Linked DNA regions of Mus musculus: region 1 is linked to region 2. The links are chromatin loops, found by intact Hi-C in ENCODE. Cell type or tissue: heart. All regions are shown on one strand. Links, peaks and the distances in the headings refer to the core of each region. The heading gives the core; the rest is flanking DNA.

What was found. Hi-C counts contacts between places; a loop is a spot of excess contacts. Peaks named below come from ENCODE experiments on the same cell type or tissue, not always from the same donor. Only the 100,000 strongest peaks of a DNase experiment are listed, where the experiment ranks them.
Region 1: a loop joins it to region 2, with 2.0 times the contacts of the local background. A loop is called at or near these places in 4 of 42 quality-filtered maps.

Annotation. Positions count from the first base shown.
Region 1 is chr8:10,809,364-10,817,704 of GRCm38, forward strand. Gm32485 (a long non-coding RNA gene) reads right to left here. Exons shown (of 3, transcript XR_378708.1): 1 at 8,313-8,341; 2 at 8,124-8,219; 3 at 7,649-7,734. Among named protein-coding and RNA genes, the nearest start is that of Gm32485, 4.2 kb to the right of the region's middle. In heart, for the core only: no CTCF peak of the experiment used is centred there; no DNase peak of the experiment used is centred there.
Region 2 is chr8:10,649,240-10,657,580 of GRCm38, forward strand. No RefSeq gene overlaps it. Among named protein-coding and RNA genes, the nearest start is that of Gm32330, 20 kb to the right of the region's middle. In heart, for the core only: no CTCF peak of the experiment used is centred there; a DNase peak (open chromatin) is centred at 4,212; H3K27ac peaks cover 3,460 bases.

The sequences.
Region 1 (8,341 bases), core at 53-8,052, 160 kb after region 2:
CAGACATGTGGGTCTCTCTTCTATGTGGTGCCTGAAATCATATTTGCTTTCAGTCTGTTTTTACATTCCCCCCACTCCCCATTCCCCGAGGAAACGTTTTTAACAGCAACTTTTCTGATAACAGAGTTTCTTCCTTCTATTTACTGGTACTTCCCATCTGCAGTGTTAAGTGAGTTTTTGCTCTTTTTTAATTTGTGTAGCTCAGCAATCGCTTCCTTGGTCTGAGTCCCTCTCTTACCATGTTTAAGGCCACGGTTGCCTTTTTGGTGTTGTCTTGGTTGTGTGCAGCAGGTTCCAGTGGGCAGCCCTTTGGGATCTTTATTTATTTATTTTTCTCTGTTATAAAATCTAGGGGCTGGTTTTCATTCTGCGGTTTAAAATCACTGTTTGGGGGCTCAGAGAAGCAGTTCAGCAGTCAAGAAGAGTGCTTGCTATTCTTGGGGAGGGAGCGGGTTCTATTGTCAGTACCCAAGTTAGTTGATGCACAACTAGTCAACATCACTTCAGCAGCTGGGCATCCAGAGCCCTTCCCATGTCTCTGTGGACATCATGTGTACACACACACACACAATAAAATTAAGTATTTATTTTTTAAATCAAAGAATTGTTTTGTCTGCGTTGGTCTGTTTAGGTGGCTGTAGGTGGTAATGTTTGGAGCTGCCTGTTTTTAGTTGTAGTTCTTGTGGTAGGAAAATGGCAGCATCAGGCTGCCAATAGCTCTGAAAAGAATCCGGGCAACCTTTCACCCACTCCTCCCCCTCATACTGCTTGGGTCTTCTCTATCCCCCACTCTGTTAAAAAAAATTCTTCCATGTTTTTTGATTCTAAACAAATAGTATTTTAAAATAGGACAACTCTGGCTTATGATGTTGGTGTAAAAGATGGAAAACAATGTTAATTGCTTACTATGAAATCCTTTAAACTCTGGCAGCTCTGAAAACATTGGCTGAAGAATCTTAAATCAGCAGACACTGCCCGGTTCTCATCTTGCAGCTGTGCCCAGAGTGCCTAGACCAGGGATTTGGGGGAACTGCTTACATCCCTGATAGTCTGAGTAGCTAGATAGTAACACTCCATTTGTGGACTAAACAGTGTCCACCTGATTGTCTAGCCCTTTGCCTTGGAAACTAAACCATGTGGGAGAAAAGAAACAGTCTCCAGTTGTAAAAGACTCTCCTGAGTTGTAAAGAGTGATGCACAGTTGGTAACATATAGTCAAAGGGGGCAGCAGGAGACAGATCCCAGGGACTTACACAATGAACAAAAAGCCTAGGAGCTTGATTTTGGTGAGTTTATATTTTCTAAAATTAGACTCACTTTGCTGATACAAATATCCATGTGAGTACACTTTCAGAGAGGGAGGGCAACAATGTATCCAAGCAGGAATTCTGTGTGGATGAGGCGTGCTGCCGGTGCAGATCCCACCACGCCTCCCTAGAAGGAGGCCCACCATTACCAACATTCAAACCAGCCTTCTGCTCAACCTCTAAGACATGACCTGCATTATGTCACCGCCCCTGAGTTCTCAAAACAGCTCTGGACACACCTATCATTATTGTCCTAATCTTGTAGAGGAAGAAATAGAGGAAACCTTTACCGCTCTGAGTCCTTCACACACAGGGATATAGCTACAGCAAGATAAGAGGTAGGCGGTTTGATTCTCTGCCTTCTGCAGAAAATGAAGCTGATGTACAGCTTGTCCTTTGACAGAATTTATGGCTGGTGTTTTAGAGTCAGGGCTCAACTCACTGACATTAAAACATCTCCCAAGAGGGAGCTCACATGACCAAAAGCCCCCATTACACTCAGTTGCGGTCTTCAGACATCCTACACTGGGGATTTTTTTTTCTTCCTATCTGCCAATAACACAATTTAAGTGTTGATTGTGAGGACTGAGTTTGCAATGCAGCTCTCCCTGACATTGTTCTCTGCCAATCTAGGAAGTCCCCATAGAAACCAAGAGGATGCTGGCCCGTACATCCTTGTCCAGCATCACTGGGTTGTCAGGTCTCTCTTCTCTCTCTATGTGATCTCTCCATTTCAGAAAACCTAGTTGCTCTGAATGCTCTGCCTGAGCAATGCCACGGATCTCTGATTCTTCCTGCCCTGTTTCCTGAATGCTGAGGGTCCTGGGGAGTGGGAGATGGTGTGAGCGGTCCACAGATGAATGCCTGGCGGGGGTGTTTAAGAAAATGCAGTTTGTTGGTCAAAATAGAGATGGGGTTGATGTCAGGGGCCTCCCTGTCAGGTTGAGCTGCTGAAAATACCATAAGAATGTGTCAAAAACTTCATTGAGAGCAACTGGCCTAGAAAAATATAATGTATATTATTAAAAACAAGGGAAATGTCCACTAACACACACAGGAGAGAGGAGGGGGTGCTGAGGCAGAGGAGAAAACACCCTACTCACTGCGAGCTGCTTTAGTGGCCCTACCTCTCTGTCTTCCTCTTCTCATTCAGCCTGACTGATTCATGCAGGCAGCTGCCGCTGGTGTTAGAGGCCTCATGTGCTCCATGGGCCATGTCTGTATTTTGTCTGTATACTAAAGTATTCCCTGGGAGTAAAGTGGCCTGTGGTCCCAGTGGATCATAAATTATCTTGCAATGCTGCCCTACCTATTTAAGCCCTAGGCTCTTTCTCCTCATTGGTAGAAAGACATGTGGTCCCCTGGTTTTAAAGTTCATTTCAGCTCCTCAGGTGAGTGGGATTGGCCACAAATGTCACAAGCTCCCTGGACATCTCCGACCTCTCTGGAGGTGGAAGATGCACATGACAGCTTATTTACCTTGTCTTCTTTGTACTCACAACCCCTACAAGCTGCCGCTGACCCAGGCTGTGCCTACCACTGTGTGGTGCTCTGAAACCCTAGGAAAACCCAGATCCTTACACTCCCTTTCAGTAGGAAGCAGGACTGGACAGAGGCGCACACTACTTGGTCTGAAAACATCATTCCTAACCCAGATGACTGCTCACATGGACCAGAGCTGAAACAGCATAGGCAGGTCCTCTGGCTGAAGCCCTGCTCTGGCTTTCCCTTGTCAGCCTGAAACTGCATTTCCAGCCATTTGGAAATCTCTCCTCTCCCAATAGTGCCACCAACCACCATCATGCACACGTGCTGCTTGCCAGGAATCGCTTAGCAACGGAACCCTGTGTTCTGCCAGCTCTCTCCTCGTGCTGACAACCTGGATTTCACAGAAGTTGTGTTTCTAGAAATATTTCTGGACTAGGCCAGGTGATGAAGGGAATGTCTCATCACCGACACAGACGGAGAACGGATACTGGCTGCCCTGTTTATGATTTCCAGGAGAAATTGTAGGTCTTGATCTGACGGCGAGGAGTTAAAAGACAATTTATTTCCCACTGCTGGCTCTTCACTAGAAGCAGGTCCACAGAGCGTAGCTCATAAAGCTGATGGGCAAAGTGCTATGTCTGTGAAGAAACAGCCAAGTCAATGTTAACCGCAAATATTAAAAGCCATCATAGGACTAGTACATCGCCAAGAGGGTATTAGTGTCCTGTTAGCAGTGCCTGCTCACCTCATAAATAGAAGCCTCAACCTATGAGCTCCCCAACTTGTCTTTATTCATGAAGGGTAGAGACAGAGGACATAGGAGACGCACCCCACAACAACCAGTGCTGTCAGTATTTGCCTGGCACGAGTGTCCTCATCTGAATGCAGCCCCTATGCAACTATTTAATATGTATGGAACATCCAGAGGCACGCGTACATAACTACAGTCCCTGCTGAAGAAGCCTTGAAATCTCATTTATCTTACACTGTGTGGTCCCATCAGTGGTAAAAATAATAATAATAATAATAATAATAATAATAATAATAATAATAATATGTAAGAGTACAATTAAATCCATGCACCAGCATGGTTGGTCTTATTTTCCCTGGGATTGCTTCATGAAGTCATGATGTGGTCATAAGAGACAGTGTGATAGTCAGGCTAATACCAGAACATCAGCTTGAATGGACTGTGGTGTCTGGTGGGGGGTGGGGTCGGGGGGGGTGGGAAGTTCTACACAATCCCCCCTGCTAGCCATGGCAGTGAGTGAAGTGAGGTTCCCACAATTAATTTTTTCACACCTCTCCTAAGGTATAAGGGGCTGAGTTATGAAACGGCTTATTTTACATCCAGATGATCTATGGCATAGAGAATTGAAATAGCAGATGTGAGTTTAATAGCCAGTTGATTAGCAAGAAGGACTTCCCCCTGCCCCAAAATATGCTCTAAAGCAGTATAGCTTTGGGGAGTCACCTGTTCCACGTTTGTCAGGGACACCTGTTGCCTTCAAAGCTTTAGACAGATACAGAATTGCCATAGCTGCAAACTGTCCTGGGATTGTCTTGGATACTCTCGGCACTGTGGAAAAACACTCAACAAAACAACATGAAGAATGTTTGTGTTTGTGCATCTGTGGTCTTAGATGGAACACCCCAGATCCCCACATGAGATCCTTGCAAGAGTGCTGTCTGAATGCAAGCACGTGAGTCTCTACTTTTAACCTTCACTGGGAGGAATTGGTCTTGTCCCATTCAAACTCATTTTCATCTGAGAACATGACACACTGACATCAAAAGAGGTATGTGAGCCTCAGATATGATGTGGTCCTGAAATGATGTGGATTCTTCCTGTCTCCCCTATCATATTTTGACATCATGATTTCTGATGAGCCAGTGAATACCAAGGTGCTGATGCTGGAGTGACCTTGGGGATCAGAGTCCAGGAGTCTCTGTGTGACATGATTTGTCAACTGATCAATATGTAACTTTGTCTCACATGGGCTTCTGCTTAAAGATGTCTGGTTCATGTATCATTGACTCAGTAGCCCTGAGCCTGTAACCAAACTCAGTCCAAATGACGTTTATCTCACACCCCTATTCATGCAAAGAGCATCAGACAGCAGTGCTGCCCACAGAGCCTTTAAACAGAAGTCAGCAATGAAAGACACAGAAATGTGGAAACACAGTCCCAGCAACCATGAAAAGGACTTTTCCCCTTACCACAGGACACCAATATCTTGGATTTCTCAAGCTTTGGGACACTCATTATACAAGCCCACGATTAGCTGCAGAGACACTGAGAATCTTGGTTTTCATGTTATGAAGAAGTTGGGGTAAGCTGGGGAAATTGTGGGTGCAGAACCCCTGAGGTTCAGCGGTGTGTGCGGAACCCCTGGGGGTCAGCGGTGTTTGCGGAACCCCTGGGGGTCAGCAGTGTGTGTTACTGGAACTTTTGAGGCTCGAGAATGAGCATTACAGAAAGAATTTGTGTGCTCCTGAACAACAGCCAGGAAGTCCTGGCCTGATACTCAAGAGTCACTGCTGAGTCTCAGAGTCTCAGTTCATGGGTGACTGGCAATGGTTGGAGCAGTGACAAATGAAGCAATTTTATTAGGAGTTACGACACACTCTCCCCCCCCCCACACACACACACACACTCCGCTGCCCATAGAGAAGAAAGCTGTACAAGGACCCATCACTGTGACAAAATGCCAGACAGAACCAACTTAAGACAGGCTTGTGCTGTAGGGATGTACCCACTATGGATAGGAAGGGCGTGGAGCAGGAACTTGATGGCGCTGATCATACTGTATACACAGTATGGCCAAACTGGACAACCTCAAGGCCCACCCCTTGTGACTCATTTTTCCAGTAAGGCTCCATACCCTAAAGGTCTTATGATCAATAACAGTGCTACTAGCTAGAGACCAAGTATGCAAACATGTGAGCCCCGTGGGAGGCACAAGCACATTCAAACAATGTCCATCAGCTCCTCAGACTTTAGCTTCACTGACATCTCCATAGCCTGTCCACAAAGCAATGAACAGATATCAAGAACGTACTGAGGACAGAGCATGGAGTGGCCCTAATGCTGTCGGGAAAATTCATGAACAGAGATGCAGAACTCAAGGTTAGATCCAGGCACCACAGAAGGGGGAATCCTTCAGATGGGACTCCAGTGAGGGAGCAATGGATCCAAGGCCTGGAGAACAGTCGAATCCACCTCCAGCAAGAGCACGGGGAACGTGTGACTGGAAAAGCAACCGATGCACCATGACCATCTGAGGAAGGACACTGCTTAACCCGTTTATGATGTGTTTTGCTTAATCTAGAGCCTCCATGTGGGGTTACGGCTCCACTGGGTTACGGCCCCACGTTCTTGAAGACAGAGTATTCAAAAATGGAATGTCACGCTTAGGGAAGGAATGATTGCTCTGGATCCCACTGCCCTTGTGAGAATTCATAGCATCCCATGTACATGAGGGGATGAGGACACCCTGACAAGGAATCTAGTCGCTAAAAAGATCATGGGGAAGCCAGACACACATTACCCAAAAAAGTCACTCAGAACAGTGTTCTGGGGTCTCACCGGATGCACGGTGCACAAGGAGGCAGAGATAAAAGCAAGAGACCAGGTTTCTTCCACAGCCCCACCCCCAAGCGTGGCTTCTGCAGGCCGCCAATCAGAGCCCCGCAGAACCAAATGCATGCCTGGCGATCTGCTCCAGCAGGACATAGGCAAACCAAATGTTCCCAAAATTCCACTAGGTTAGGCAGGTAATCCCATATAGCTATACCAATTAAGTCATGTGCCCAGAGAGTCCCTCTTCCTGCCTTTGTCTTTTCCATTTTAAAAGGAGTTGATCTCTCTACTACTGCTGAAAGCAAGTGGTGGTCACAGTTGGATTCACTGATCTGGCTATAAGCTTATAACTATTTATAAGCTACGCAGATGCACCCCCACAGCTTGCACACTGCTTGTTCACTCCTAGACCCAGGACCATATTCTTGAGTGGCACCTGACTTACACTGCAGACTCTAGGAAAGAACACAGTTGTTTTCCACAGTGTTTCCCAATATGTGCAGCTGACGTCCTTTCCCACTGGAGACCTACCCAGAAGTTGAGGGACAAACAGCACTGTGGCTAAAGGCCAGTGTCACCATGCCTTGGTAATTTTTTTTTCGTGGCTCTTATTGCCAATCAGAAAGAACCCACTGGGTACAACTACATGTTCTTCATTGTGAGCAGATAATAATGGGAAGGAGACTACAATATAGGACAGAGATTTTGATCAGGCAGGACTCTTCATTTGCCTTCTGGGCAACATTCATTCTTTTCCAGGGAGTTTAGGTTTTGTTGCTGGCTTTGAACCTCTGGTGTTTTCTTAGTTTATGAATCACTGACTGTAGAAATCAGCCTTTGCCTAGCAACACAAATGGCTGGGAACAGACACTCAGGCACCTACATAGTCCTGAAAGGGCAAAATATTCACAGGAAGATAGATGCCAAAGGGGACCCTTGAGGTCCAGTCTGACCTATCTACATCCCCAAAGCCAACCTGAGGCCAGTTGGTGTCAGAACATGACATGAGACCTTTGCTAACCTCATCCACCACACTATCTTCCTCAATGGGAGGGTAGCTGAGGTGGTCTTGGCTGGAACAGTCCCTCTCCATCTTCTATTTTTAAACTGATTCATGGAGTAAATCCAACTCATGTCTCAGACTTGGACTTCAATACTCCCTGTTGCCTCTGAGTGAAGTGTTTCCACCTCATTGCTGCACAGACATTCGCTAAGAATCACACGGTTCTTGGAAGCCTTTTCTTCCCCAATAACATGGGGTTTCTTTAATCTTCCTTTTTCCCCATGAAGTAGACATTAGAAATTGTGTCTCTTCCAACTGGGTACCTGTAACATGTCTCATGGCATCTTGCAAGCCTTGGAGAGAAAAGTAGCACGGTAATTAGCATTGCAAAAATTTCCATTCTCGTTTCTATTTATTAAGCAAATGTTCTTGGAAAGGCCTTTCAATTATAATTTATATATCACATATACATACATATTCTTAGAGTTCTACTCAGATTTTTCTGCATAAATTTTGAGGCCTTAAAATGCTTACATTTGCATTTAATTACCCTTCTGATTAATAGAACCAGTAAAAATAATCAAATTATGAACAATTTACATATGGATTGTTGAATGTGCTTGCCAACTCTTTTACCTTTTCATTTTTTTAAATGATGGTCTGGCCCAGAGCATCAGAGACATGAGGAAATGAGGGGAAAAAAATCTAAATTACCAAGTAGCTTATAGCTGAGGAGTTTTACCTCATCTTTCTTTGTTTCTAAGAATGTAGACTCCATCTTGGGGTGTTGATCATAGTCTCCATGATCTCTCTCAAAGAACAGTCCCAGGCAGAGTTACTGGGGAAAGAGAGAAGTGGCTTTAAGCTGGTCCTGGTGACAGGGTACAAAGGGCAGACTCTGTAATGCAAGGGAGGTAACATACTTGCTTACCAGTAAATATGTATCCTTATTAGCAAGAC
Region 2 (8,341 bases), core at 231-8,230:
TTAATGTGTGGATATGTGTGTATGTGTGTTTGTGATTATATATGTGTGTGTGCATATGTGTATATATGTCCATGTCTATGTGTGTATTGCCTAAGTATGTGTATATGTGCATGTGTGTGTATCTATATGAGTGTGTATGTGTGTATTAGAGTGTTTGTGTGTATGTGCCTGTATGTGTGTATGTGTTTGTGTGTATATATATAAATGTATGTAAGTGTGTGAATGTGAACGTGTGTGACTATGTATGTGAGTATGTACATATGTGCTTCTATGTGTATGTGTGTGTATGTGTTTACATGTGTGAATTTGTGTATGAGTTTGTTAGTGTGTGCTTATGCATATGTGTATATGTGTCTATGTTTGTGTGTGTTCATTTGTGCTGGTGCTCACACATGTGTGGTCATGAGTATGTGGAGACCAGAAGACTGTCTCAGGTGCCTTCTTTAATTGTTTTCTAGTTTTCTTTCTTGAGATGGGGGTCTTTTCATTGAGCTCAGTACTTTGGTTAAACTATGTGGCAAGTAGACTCCAGGAGGCCTCCTGTCTTCGCTGCCTGAGTCTGGGATTACAGCACAGTACACACATTTGATTGTTTGCTTTAAATCTGTTTTATTTTAAATTATGTGTCTATGTGTGGGTTACTGTACATAAGTACAGATGCCCACAGAGGCTAAAAGAGTGTGTCAGAAACCTTGGATATGAAGTTACAGGTAGGTGTGACCCACTGGACTTGGGTTTTGGATTTCTGCAATAGTAGTATACTCTCCAGTATTACTGAGCCATCTCTCCAGTGTGTTCACTTGGGTACAAGGTCCTCTTGATTACAGAAGACCCTTTTTCTGTGTGTGCCTTTTCCCCAGCCCCTATAGAAAACAATCTGGAAGCTTTAGAGAATATAAACACAGCCCATCATATAATTCAATCAGTTTTCTTCAACACATTTAACCAAGGCAATGGAAAGCAGATGTTTGTATATGAACACTTAATGTGGCTTTATTTGTAGTAGCCTCAGATCCAAGTGTCCTTAAAGAGGCAACAGGACAAATGGCAGGAGAGTTCTCTGATGGAGCACTGCTCAGCAATGGTAGAAGGCTTCCAACAACACCCCCCAACCCCCCTACACACACACACACAATGTCTCTCTAACTATATGGTGGGAAGGAACACAAAGTATCCACTGGTCCACTGGGTCCACTGACATTCAGTGCTAGAAAGTGCAAATTAACCAGTGGCAAAAAGTGGGCCAGATACCAAAGGACAGGGATAGGTACACTGGTATGTGGTAGGGTAGGTATGCTGGAAGTGCTGTGGGCACACATAAACACTGGCAGCTGCTGGGTGCGATTCTGATGGCCTTGGTGGTTTCAGAAACACATATCCATGTCTGAGTCAACCTGTTCCACACTTTAACACCTACCATCCATTCCACACCAACTATGCAGGTGTAAAATTACTGAAGAAGGAAAAGAAACAATCACAGGGCTTTGGGACAGACAGTCACAGGCTATCAGGTACTGAGAAGTGTTGAAGTGTTGTAGAAACACTCCTTTGTATGATGTGACTCTCTAAAGCTTGAAGACTGTGGTCCTGCTTCTGTATGCAAACTGACTGCCATGTGACAGTTACATAACAGGTTCCCCCCAGATAAAATCTTCCATCTTAGAGGGAGGCCCCTTAAGAACAATCCTGCAAGGATTAAAGTGAGGAAGTAAACAACTCAATGGCTCCAGGAAGTCCCTGAAACTGACCTGGGTTCACTAAGCTCCTCCCTCCCCAAGCTTATACAGTAAAGGTTTCTGGGAGGCACCTTCAGACAAGTGGAGCTGCTTAGAAAGGGTAGCCTAGATGCAGAGAGAGAGAGAGAGAGAGAGAGAGAGAGAGAGAGAGAGAGAGAGAGAGAAAGAGAGAGAGATTGATTCTGCAGCCTGTGGAACTGTGCAGTGAGCTTCAGGTCTCCAGCTTTTGTGAGCCCGTCGTCACCCATGCTGGGGTAGGCTTTGGTGATGCCACTGTTTTGAGTCATTTCTGCCCCATAAGTAAGCTCTTAGCCATACTGCATAAGGAACCATGACTCATTAGTTCACCAGTTGAACTTTCCTGTTGTCTTTCCTTTGTCTGTCATTGGTTCCATATCAGGGGAGAGTAAATGTCACAGCCACTGGTATCTTTTGTGTTGTAGTCACTTGGGTGCTGGGTTATCGTCATGATCCATCACACCCAGGGAGCTCGTAGGTTTAACAGGTGCCCTCGGAATACGCTTCTTCTAAAATATGTACTTTGTGAAACATTTTAAAGTCATGGGACCTTTTTAGAAACATGAATGGTGTCATGTGCCACCTCCCTCCCTCCTCAGTGTCCCCACCGGTCTCTGACTTCACTGCTCTTCTAGTCACAAATCCAGGTCTTCCCAAGCTTAACATTCCCCGAGCGAGCGTGTCTTCACAGGGTACAGTGGAGCACGGCTGGATAGTTTTACACATATGAGGTAATGCCCACAGGCCTGTAAGGCAGTAACATATCCCCCTCCCCCCTCAGGGTTCCGGCTTCAAAGCTCAAAGTCCAGCAGACGGTTTTTCTGTAGAGATCAAGCTCCTTTTCTACAGCTGTCTAAGCAGTTGCCAAATTTAGCCTGACGCTCTTGTCTCTGGGATTTAGTCAAGGTAAGGTTGGGAGTTTCACAGATCAATACTGCTAAGCGCTCATTAGCAGGGAACTCTCAAACACACCGTATAAATCTGAATGGCTGACTTGAGGGAACTAAGTGGTTTCTCGAAAGTTCCTTGAGTTAATCCGGGCATTATTTTTCAAGTAAAACTCCAACTTGTAATAGTTCACAAGGTCCTGAGCTCAGCAGGATCTATCAAGCACAGGGCACACACCTCCTTTAACAGCAGAGAGGCACAAGCTGGCAAAGTGGACCAACTGTGTTAGGAAGGCTTTAGAGACACCCAAATGGGAATGCCTTGTCCCTTTTCTTCCATGTCTGTATCATACCAAAGACACAAGTGGAACCCTAATGGAAAGAATCACAAGCTCAAGGGGGACCAAGAGAAGGAGCCCTGTCAGAACCAAGGCAGCTGCTGGTTTTTCACAGGCCTGTTCTCTTCATCTTGAGTCTACTGAAGAACATTTTTAAGAGTCGTTTTCTACGACATGGAACATTTTCACAACAGTCCAGTTTCATCCACTCTGGGACTTATCTTCAACCTCATTGCTTCAAGAAGGCAAGAAATACACAGAACTCGGTTTGCAAAGGGAAACCCTTCCAGGCACTTTCTATGGAGGGATGTGTGGAGGCATACATGTAAGATCAAGCAAGAGCGACCATTGTAGCAGCCTCAAGAGCTCTCAGCCCCATTTCCCTTCTAGTTATAGATATATATTTACATACAAAATTACAAAAATGTAAACTCTCTTTTGCCTGTGTTAAAAACAAACACTGTTCACAAAGAGCGGTGTGGTTTTTTGTTTTTTAGTTTTTGTTTGTTTGTTTGTGTGATTTTACATTTCAGATGCGAATGCGTGAGATTTGAATGAGATGCTTTAGTCAGTGAAAGCTCCGGTGTCTCTTTGTTCCTGAGTTGAATTACTGACAGGCCACTATGAATGCTGGAGAGAATAAAACGTGTTTGCATCAAAACTACAGTTTTCTAAATTTCTTTAAAATAACATTTGGCCTCTGTATTTTTAACTTAGGAATTAAAGCATAAATGTTCCGATGAAACAGAGCCCATAAGACTGAAGTTTCCGTGAAGTTTTGTGTTTGTTAATTTGTAGATTTGCATGTGCTTCATCTGCTGTTGATTGTGTGTCTGGGATTTGGGACAAGGTGACGCTTGTTTCCTGGGGGCCATGGACCAGATAGGTGGTGATCCATACTTGGATGTGCTAAGACAAACAGAAAAGTCAGAGTCATTTCCACCTATTTGGTTCTTCGGGTCAGACACCAAAACAAAATCTATGGGATTACATCAGGGAGCATATTCAAGGTTTTTGGATTAAGGGAGAAAATGCATGTGGCATTGCTCACTATGGGGCTGGGTCACGAGCTATATAAGGAAAGCCGTCATCACCATTGGCAAATACAAGTTATGTAAGGCCTGGGATCCCTGTAAATAGAATATCAACACAATAGAAGTGCCAGCAGCCCAAGGCCTTGTATGGGGTTAGCCTGGCCTGGCCTGCCTGTTTCCACACAGGAAGGAATCCCGGTCTATCATGAAACTAAACATCCAGGCTCGCACATAACCCCTCAGTAGGACATGTGAGCACAAATGGTTGAAATTACTCAGAGGAGAAAGTCAAAGCAGGTTGTGTAATCGGACTCTGTGGAATGTGCGAGGCGTGCAGCACCTGACCGGGCTTGCGTAGGTCCATTTAAAGTCATCCTTCACAGAAACCCTGCTTGCATCACTTCCCCTAAAGGAGAGGATTGTCTCTCTAAGTTTAATGGCCACTTTCTCAGCAGCAAGATCCTGACTGTGGACTGTGGGACCATTCACAAATCCTAAGAGTCAGAAAGTAGCCAGAGTCAGAAATCCTAAATTTACATGTCAAGCTACTTCCTAGACAGATGACCCTGAACAAGTACCTTTACACATATAAACAGCCACTTTCTTTACAAAACACAAGAGTCATCGTAGTCATGTAGGGAGTGATGTGTCCAGCCGTGTTTGGAAATGCTGAGTGCACACGGACATGATAATTACAGTAGCTACTAAAACATGTTGACTTTCATAGAATCAGAGTGTCTGGAAATAGAGTTAAAGACACAGAGTCCATGCCACAAGCCAGAAAGCCAGAAGGAAAGGTGAGCCTCAGAATCTGTGCCACTTTTCTGAATACCCGAGGCGAACTTCTAGTGAACAGAGATGAAGTCAGCTTGTGGTTGTGTAGGGGAGAGACAAAATGCATGTGTGCTGCGGCCACCTCCTCACTACTGTGCTATCCCATGCCAGAAGGTAGAAGAGATGGTTACAAATGCTGGAAAAACAAATCCAGGGAGACCACCCCTGTCACTGAAGCAATTCAAGGTTATTGTTGCCACTTAACATCAACAAAGGCTGTAATGGCATGTCCAAAGGACATTCCAGTCTCTAAACTCCAAAAGGCAAGCCACATATCCAGAAATGAGATTAATCTGGACCATAGGCAGACTTCTAGTAGTTAGATAAAAGCCAGTATTTCTCAGGGACTTGTGAAGCTAATTTCCACCTACCAAAAGTATACATAGATAGATAGATGATAGATAGATAGATAGACCTACCAAAAGTATACATACACAGATGGGTGGATGGATGGATGATAGATAGATAGATATATAGATAGATAGATAGATAGACAGACAGATAGATAGATAGATAGATAGATCTACCAAAAGTATACATACACAGATGAATGGATGGATGATTGATAGATAGATAGATAGATAGATAGATAGATAGATAGATAGATAGATAGATAGACAGACAGATAGACCTACCAAAAGTATACATACACAGATGGATGGATGATGGATGGATGGATGGATGATAGATAGATAGATAGATAGATAGATAGATTAGACAGACAGACAGACAGACAGACACAATAGTTGTTCAGTTGTTCAGTCTACCAGGCTGGATGTCTCAGCTGGTCTTCAGTATACTCTAGAATCCCGAAGAAGTGGGTTTTAATGCCAGTTAAAGAATGTACATGCCAGAAAGAGCAGAAGTCCCTTCAGCAAAAGGAACATGCCTGTGGCATCTGCATTGCAAAGTCTACGCTAGCATCCTACTCCTTCTTACCTCTTCTCTAGCCTAAACACCATCCAGCTCCTGGCCGTTCCCTCCTCTCAGCTCTTCCCCCTCCTCATAACCCTTGCCACTCTCTATGCTCTCTCTGTCCCCTATCTCCTGCCGTTCTCCGCTCTCACAGATAGCGCTGGCCATGTCAAGTCTGCTGACCACTGACTGTGTTTAGTCTGCTTCTTGCTGTCTCTGTTCTGGGCTCTTCAGATGCTTGTGGTTTTTCTCTCCCACACATTCACAATAAAACCTTCCCATACCACAGAGTGTCATGCCAGCAGCTTATGCCGTTTCTACCAAGTGAACTGCTCCAGAGCACGGCCTTGTTGTCATAGATAACTGGCCTCATCTGCCACGTGACTAGCTGCACAAACAAAGATTATAATTGACATGAGTGTTTCTGTCATATTTTGTTAAGAATGTGTTTGTACAGATGTTTATATTTTCTTTCTTTGATTTATCGTGTTATATAACTGTTGAGTAGCTATCACATTTAACTTTTGAGATACCTAAAGAATGTTCCTGAAGGGACATTGTCACATAGTCCAACATTTATAACACATTTGTATGAGGGATAGTCACATCGTGTCATTATGACATGATTATCTTTTCATTTGGAAATTAAGCATGACACAAAGATGTGATTGTGTGTCGAGCTGACAGGGGGTGAATTTGTGATGGCTACTCTTGGTTGTCTATATCTGGAATTAACTAAAAGTGCAAGTGTTTAGCTACATCTATGACAGAGTTTTTTCTTAATTAAATCTTTCCAAGTGGGAAGACCCACTTTTTATCTAGACTTTTTGAGATGGGAAGATGTAAGTTTAATCAGGGACATACTTTCTGGTATAGAAAGGAAAGGTATATAAATGCAGAAAAGGAGCTTTCAAATTTTGACATTTTGCTCTCTCCCCATACATATATTATACTATATACATAAAATTATTATAGAATGTGTATATATATATATATATATATATATATATATATGTAAGTTCACTCTCTCTAGAGATCCTGACTAACACAGGAAGAATACTTAGATGTCATCTGACATGATTGTTGTTTTTCTGTACAAAGCCCACTCTGTAACAACTTTGGCTCTTGTGGAGTTCATCCTCCTCGACTCTGGAATATGACTCTCCTGAAAAGCAGCTTGCGCTTTGGTTGGCTCTGAGGAATGGTGAACAGGAAGGAACACTTCCCGCTAAGATATATTGAGATGAGACACCGATTGGATGGCAGCCATCTTTACTGGAACGGACACCTCCCCTTCCTGGCCAGATAGACCCCCCCCACGAAGACCTGCAGACATCTAAACAGCACTCCTGAGGAAACGCAAACCCAGCTGCATCTCACAGCAGCGCTCACTCTTTCCTGAAGATGCTGTTTGTGATTTAACTATGCTTCCTCTTCAGAGCTGTGGTCTTGGCAGGAGACACTTGAGGATACTCTCCTTCCATCTCTAATTGTGAAGCTTATTCGGCTCAATCCTAATCCCACACTGCCATATCCCTCCACTACCATAGCAAAGGACAAAGGAGGTAAGGCAAAATGGCAATGGGACATGAAGCAAAGGAAATACCAGACAGTGCTCTCCCAAGCACAAGGAACTTGGGAAAATTAGTTAGCAGAATAATTTAGGTGTTCAATTTCGACTGAGGAATTTCATGTAGAGGCTTCTGTCCAGGACATGTGAAATGTCTTACACATGTGTACAAGCATGTTACTGGTTAGTAGCAGCTAAAGCTTTTTCCTGAGACTTTTCAATGTGGGTGTGATATGTAAATATCATGTGCTGAGTCATGTTCACACTGCTGTGGTTCAGGTATGAATTTCTTAGCATAGAGCACAAAGTTGCAGGCCTGATGAGATCCCTAGGAACACATTGTCCTGGACTTGGTTCAAAACTAGCAGTTCTTCCAAATTCACACCTCATATGACATTCTTACGAGTGTGTTTTTCTTACCTCTGTCTTCTGGTTAAGAATAGAAATGATACGCAGCTGTGTGAGGCTTCTCCAGTGAGACGTGGCTCCACCTGGGACTGGAACACATCTCTTAAGGATACAGGATGCAGTTTCTTTAAAAATAACACATGAGGGACAAAAGAGGCAAAGCCTCCAGTTTTAGTGACTTTTCGGTCACTGTGATAAAACACCATGGCCAAGGCGATTCATAAAGGAAAGCATTTGATTTGACGTACTGGGAGACACCAAAGCCCATACACACTGGGTGGCACACCTTCTAGACCTTCCCAAACAGCTGCAGCTGGGAACTAAGTTCAAATATATATGGAACAAAGAGGGGGGAGGGGCTTTCTCATTCAAAACACCATACCGATAGACCAGACCTATCTATGCACATGTGAACTATACAAGCAATCCTGACTCAGGCAAATTTTAAGGACGGGGCAGGGTTGGCAGAGGAAATAAAAACCTTAAACCCTAACTGGATATTTTATTCATGTGGGGAAACAACGTCCTATTTGAGTGTGATAATGGTTTTGGGCTCACATTTTCAAAGAGACCTAAAAACCTAAGAGCTCAGATATGTATG